Regions from separate parts of the Homo sapiens genome. Here region 2 is linked to region 1. The links are chromatin contacts, found by Hi-C or POLR2A ChIA-PET in ENCODE. All regions are on one chromosome and are shown on one strand. The core of a region is the stretch at or near the end of the contact, and the rest is flanking DNA. Distances in the headings are between cores, read along the strand shown. Region 1 holds the start of IFT27 (intraflagellar transport 27). Region 2 holds the start of EIF3L (eukaryotic translation initiation factor 3 subunit L).

Region 1 (2,700 bases), core at 6-2,505:
GGTGAGACGATTACATGAAATATGTGTGCTTCACATGCAGTAAGCACTCAGTAACATGCATATGTGTTTCGCAGTCTATAATCCAAAATATTGTTTTTCTAAATGTGCAGACTGATACAAGGGGTACACTACAAATGTGCATGCCACATATTCACATATTCATCCATTCTAAAAGTATTTATTGAGTACCTACTATGTTCCAGGCATTGTTCTGGGTGCTTGGGATGTATCAGTCAACAAAACAAAGATTCCTGCCTTTGGGAGACTCAACATTTATGCCCTTCTTGGAGTGGGGCAGCACAGTAACTTTGGGTCTTAAAGACAACACACAAGTGCCTTTTGCAAACTCTGGTCACTACACTCAGGTCACCGTTATCAGAGGGGGTGAGGTCGGGGGAAAAATCCCATAGTAAAGACTACCAAAGTCACTGATGCCTAACTTTGGGGTACAGTATATGTTTAGCTGAAGCACTCAAGGTTTGCTTAAGCTTTGTTTGTTTTGTTTTGTTTTAACAAGTCTGCTTCTCCAGAGTTGTAACTAGTGATTTTTTAACGAGTCACCTCAACTGGTGAAGGTGGTCTCAGAGTATGTGACAGGGAGCAGGGGGAAATCCACTGGAGCTGCGAAGTGCCCTGGAAGATCATTCTTCCACGCCTAACGTAATTTACTGTATCAGTAATTGCAGTAACTCGCCTTTGGGAGAGAGAAAGGAAAAGGTAGGCAATTTAGGTGAACAAAAGCTCTGGATGAATTATGAAGGCTCTGGACTCCAGAGACCACCGTATTCAAGCGCAAGTTTTCAGACTCACCTGCCAGGATGCATTTGGCTGCCAGCTTCACCATGGTAACCAACACTCCCGCGAGCCGTACCCAGAGGACAAGAGCGGCTGCTAGAGACGCGAGTGGGTGGGCTTCGGGCCCTGGGCTGGCCTGGGACGGGAAGGTGGGGAGGGGAGGGCTGATCTCAAGGGTCAGTGGCCGCGACGGGACTGGGGATGACCGAGCCCGGCCCTTCTGGGCCGGGGGCGGATATCGGGCGCTGGGGGCGGGTGGGCAGGGGAGGGCTCCAGGTGGGCCCGGCTCGAGGCCTGACACGGCAGTCTGAAAAGGTGCAAGCGAGCGGACACGGCCTGTGCTCCCCGCCCAGCCCCTCAGCACAGCCCTACCCAGAGGGTTCAAGGAAGGACGATCCGGCTCTCCTCCGATCACAAGTACCGGGCCGGATGCACTCTCCAAGCAACCATAGCCCACCTGCCCCGCCTCCTCCTCCTCCTCGCTGACCCTCGATTGGTTGCCGCCAAAAGCTCCCACCCTCAAGGTCTCACAAAAATCCAATGGGAGTAGAGAGCTGGGATAACAGCCTTTTCTTGAGATGCAATTCGTAGAGTTATCAGTTCTTCAAGTTCAGTCTGCTTGACGAGTGGTTGTAATTGACGTCAACCAGCTTTATATCCCGCCCCCGCTGCGCCTGAGAGTCCCGAGATAAAGAAGCCTCCACGTCAAGCAGTCAGAAGCGGTGACAAGAGAAGCTTTCTGATTGGTCAGAGTCTGGCTTGACCCATCTTCGGGAGGAATAGGGATTCGCCACTCCCGCTGTCCTTCTAGAAGTGGGTTCGCCTACAATGGGGCAGGTTGGGCTCTAGGCGGTCTGGAGCGGCGCCTGCGCAGTGGGCCAGGCCGCCGCTGTAGAGGTCGTTTTGACTTGCTCTGACTTCGCGCGGTTCTCGCGGCTTCCCCGGTTCCCGGGTTCTGCACAGCGCGGCTATTAAAGTGCATGGAGAAGTGCAGTCCTTGCCCCGCATCCCGCAGGGAAATCTCATTTTAAAAGCTCAAAGATGTAATGAGCGTTAAAATCTAAAATATGAAGGTGTTTTATTAAAGTGATGTTTGTGAACAAAGGGAGAACAAATACACTTTGATGGGGCTAAGCGGTGAGACTCGGAAACTTGAAGTCGTACTTTGCTCTTAGTCCATTTACTCTCTGCAAAAGGAGAATGCATCACTAACCTCGTTTGCCCGTCACCCAGGGAGGCTCTCTGTACGCGTTTACTGGGTTGGGGGTGCCTCTTGCACGTGGTTAGGGGGTCAGAGACCTAAATCCCTGGCCTGGACAAGTCACCTCATCCCTCAGCCTCAGGATGGGCCTAGGAGAACCCGCCTTGTGGGGTGGTTGTGGAGATGGAAGGAGAGAAACGTATGAGTGCCTGGGAGATAGTAGGTGCACACGTGATTGTGGGGTGGATGGGAGAGCGGAAGCTTATCTGGACAGATTTGGTTTATCATCACTGTCACTGGTTGGCCGAATGTACCCCTTGTTCTCACTTTCTCAGGGCCCCTGGGATTCTGATGGCTGATGCTGAAGGGAAGAGCAGCCCCTCAGCAAAGGTGCCTGTGCGAAAGTTCCACATTCCCTCCAGACACCTAGAACATTCCACCTCTCCGCCACTCTGCATCTCAGAGTGGCTGCCAGCCTTGTGTGGGGGAATAAACACACACACTCTATGAATGGCTGATGGTTTCAGCCCCGAATCCAGAGTAAATGCAAGTTGTCTGAGATGTTCTTTCCTTGGGATTCATTCCTGGCGCTACGGTAAAGGTCTGTTTCTCCTTCATTTCTCGTAACTGCTTTTCTTCTTTGGTGACATCACGTGAGTCTGTCTCAGACATCCAGGTCTGAGTGAGCAAAAAGCCTCTTTCTG
Region 2 (2,700 bases), core at 1-2,500, 1.1 Mb after region 1:
AGGCCTCTCCTTGACTCATACACCGGTTTTTATTGGTTTGCTTTATAACCCCATCTCTACCTTGAGGGTTTCCCCTGGCCTCGAACCCGGTGTACTCAAGAGCTGCCCATGTCCCAGGCTTCGCGACACAGCTGGCCTCATCTTTGCCTGCTCCAACTTTAATGTCCAAAGTTGGGTGGCTCCTGTTCTCCATTCCCTCTTACTGCATGGGACCAAATCTCAATTTTTTTTTTTCTTTTTTTTTTTAGACGGAGTCTTGCTCTGTCGCCCAGGCTGGAGTGCAGTGGCGCGATCTCGGCTCACTACAGCCTCTGCCTCTCAGGTTCCACCGATTCTCCTGCTTCAGCCTCCTGAGTAGCTGGGATTACAGGCGGACGCTACCACTCCCGGCTAATTTTTGTATTTTTAATAGAGACGGGGTTTCGCCATTTCGGCCAGGCTGGTCTCGAACTCCTGATCTCAGATCATCCACCCGCCTCGGCCTCCCAAAGTGTAGGGATTACAGGCGTGAGCCATCGCGCCCGGCCAAATCTCAATTTTTATCCCCAGTAAGTTTAGTCTTGTGAAGTCCGAACGTTTGAATAATTTACTCGCTGCAGGCAAACCGCCTACAACTAAATCCATCAGGCCCCCGTATCCGAATCTTCCTTCACGCGAGAAGCCGGCCATCTTTTGTGTAGCATTCTTTCTGGTTCCTCTAACTTTGCCTCTCCTTTACGCCAAATACGTGTCCTTATATCTGAATCTACACCACTATTATAGATTCACCTTCTTTGAGAAGTCCCTATTTGAAGAGAGGAAAATTCAGGCTACTTGTAACCCTCTTATTCTTTTTAGACGGAGTTTTCCCTCTTGTTGCCCAGGCTAGAGTGCAATGGCGCGATCTCGGCTCACCGCAACCTCCGCCTCCCGGGTTCAAGCGACTCTCCTGCCTCAGCCTCCCGAGTAGCTGGAATTACAGGCATGCGCCACCACTCCCGGCTAATTTTGTATTTTTAGTAGAGACGGGGTTTCTCCATATTGGTCAGGCTGGTCTCAAACCCCCGGCCTCAGCCTCAGGTGATCCGCCCGCCTCGGCCTCCCAAACTGGTGGGGTTACAGGTGTGAGCCACGGAACGCGGCTCCTCTTCCTTCTGGATATGGCTGTCTCAGATGGCCAGAGGCCTCGGAAAGGCTTCCGGTTTCCCGGCAGGCCCGAGTGGGGCTGAACTTCCGGCCTCAGGACGCAGGCGCGGGCCGCTCATTTCGCTCTTTCCGGCGGTGCTCGCAAGCGAGGCAGCCATGTCTTATCCCGCTGATGATTATGAGTCTGAGGTAAGGTGGCCGTAAGGGCGCGGTGGGCTCCACGACGGGGTGATCTCTGGGACCACTGGATGTGGGTCCCGGCGCGAGGCAGCTTCCGGGTCGCGGCCAGCTCCGGCCGACCTCCCGCCCGGCCCTCAGGCTGCTCCCACAGTTCCCGGTCCCTAGACAACCCTGGCTCTGCCCGCCCACTTCGCGTGTTCGATTGGCTTGTCCTTCCCCTTTCTAAGACCGGAGACTAAGGCCTGTTAGACGTTTCTGTGTTTCTGCACCTGAGTTTTTTTGGTCTAGGCTCCGTCTGGTCAAATCTCGCTGATTCCCACAGCCTCTTGTCCTTTGCTCCACCTCATTGCACCCGTAATGTTGTATTGTCATTGTCTGTTTACTGTCCCTTTTCTCTAAGGCGTGTGAGTTCCTCAAAGGCAGGCACAGTGTCTTATTCGCCTCTGTATCCTTAGCTCTCTGCTTGGCATCTAGACTCTAGGATGAGCGTTTTGAATTCACGACTTGGCGGCTGTCCTTGACTGTGTCTCTTTCCTTCTAGGCGGCTTATGACCCCTACGCTTATCCCAGCGACTATGATATGCACACAGGTGAGACCACGGGTTAGGCTGGCTGAGTACTCGTAGGGATCAGTTCCTTTGGAATGTCTTAGAACCAGCTCTGACAGGCATCAAAAATTGCTCTTTGATGGTCCAGGTTTGGAGTCAGTCATTAGCTGCCAGTGCGAGGGGTTTTATAAAGCCTAATAAACCAGGCTTTTTATCATAGTCCACCTCAGTCTTGGAAGAGAAGGATTACTTACCTGGCTATGGTTTTCTTGTGTAAACTATTAGCCAAATAAGAAAAGCTTTTTTGTTTTTGTTTTTGTTTTTGTTTTTGAGATGGAGTTTCCCTCTGTCCCCCAGGCTGGAGTGCAGTGGTGCGATCTCGGCTCACTGCAACCTCCGCGTCCCTCGTTCAAGCAGTAGTTCTCTTGTCTCAGCCTCCTGAGTAGCTGGGATTACAGGCGCCCACCACCATTCCCAGCTAATTTTTAAATTTTTTTAATAGAGACGAGGTTTCGCCGTGTTGTCCAGGCTGGTCTTGAACTCCTGACCTCAGGTGATCCACCCGCCCCAACCTCCCAAAGTGCTGGGATTACAGGCGTGAGCCACCGCGCCTGCCCCAAGGAAGAAAATCTTGATGTGAAAAATTTAAGTAATTCAAACCAAGCCCGAATGAAATCTTTTTAGGAGGTGTCTGAGGTTTCCTGAAACGTTATAGTGACTTGACTTAGTAGTCAGTGTTATCCATTGTTCTAAGTACTTTGTATGAAATATTTTGTTTAATCCTTACAGCAGTTCTGTATGTTAATGTCTCCTAAAGAATAGAAAATATAGCAGAGAGGTTTATTAG

The links. A loop is a pair of places that touch in the nucleus more often than their neighbours do. ChIA-PET counts read pairs that join two places held with the same protein, here RNA polymerase II (POLR2A). Pooled maps may share reads with other maps.
Region 2: a pooled map shows a loop between it and region 1 (14-fold over the local background). The contact joins the promoter of EIF3L here to the promoter of IFT27 in region 1. A Hi-C loop is called at or near these places in 6 of 50 pooled maps. POLR2A ChIA-PET finds 5 or more read pairs at or near these places in 2 of 52 experiments (activated CD4-positive, alpha-beta T cell and naive thymus-derived CD4-positive, alpha-beta T cell).

The regions. Positions count from the first base shown.
Region 1 is chr22:36,774,864-36,777,563 of GRCh38, forward strand. IFT27 (intraflagellar transport 27) reads right to left here and starts at 1,256. Exons shown (of 7, transcript NM_001177701.3): 1 at 811-1,256. The coding sequence starts at 844. RefSeq lists silencers at 818-877, 1,008-1,057 and enhancers at 956-1,519, 1,298-1,557, 2,085-2,648.
Region 2 is chr22:37,848,169-37,850,868 of GRCh38, forward strand. EIF3L (eukaryotic translation initiation factor 3 subunit L) reads left to right here and starts at 1,251. Exons shown (of 13, transcript NM_016091.4): 1 at 1,251-1,314; 2 at 1,847-1,895. The coding sequence starts at 1,282. It also overlaps a transcript of ANKRD54 not described here. RefSeq lists enhancers at 370-892, 893-1,415, 1,416-1,937.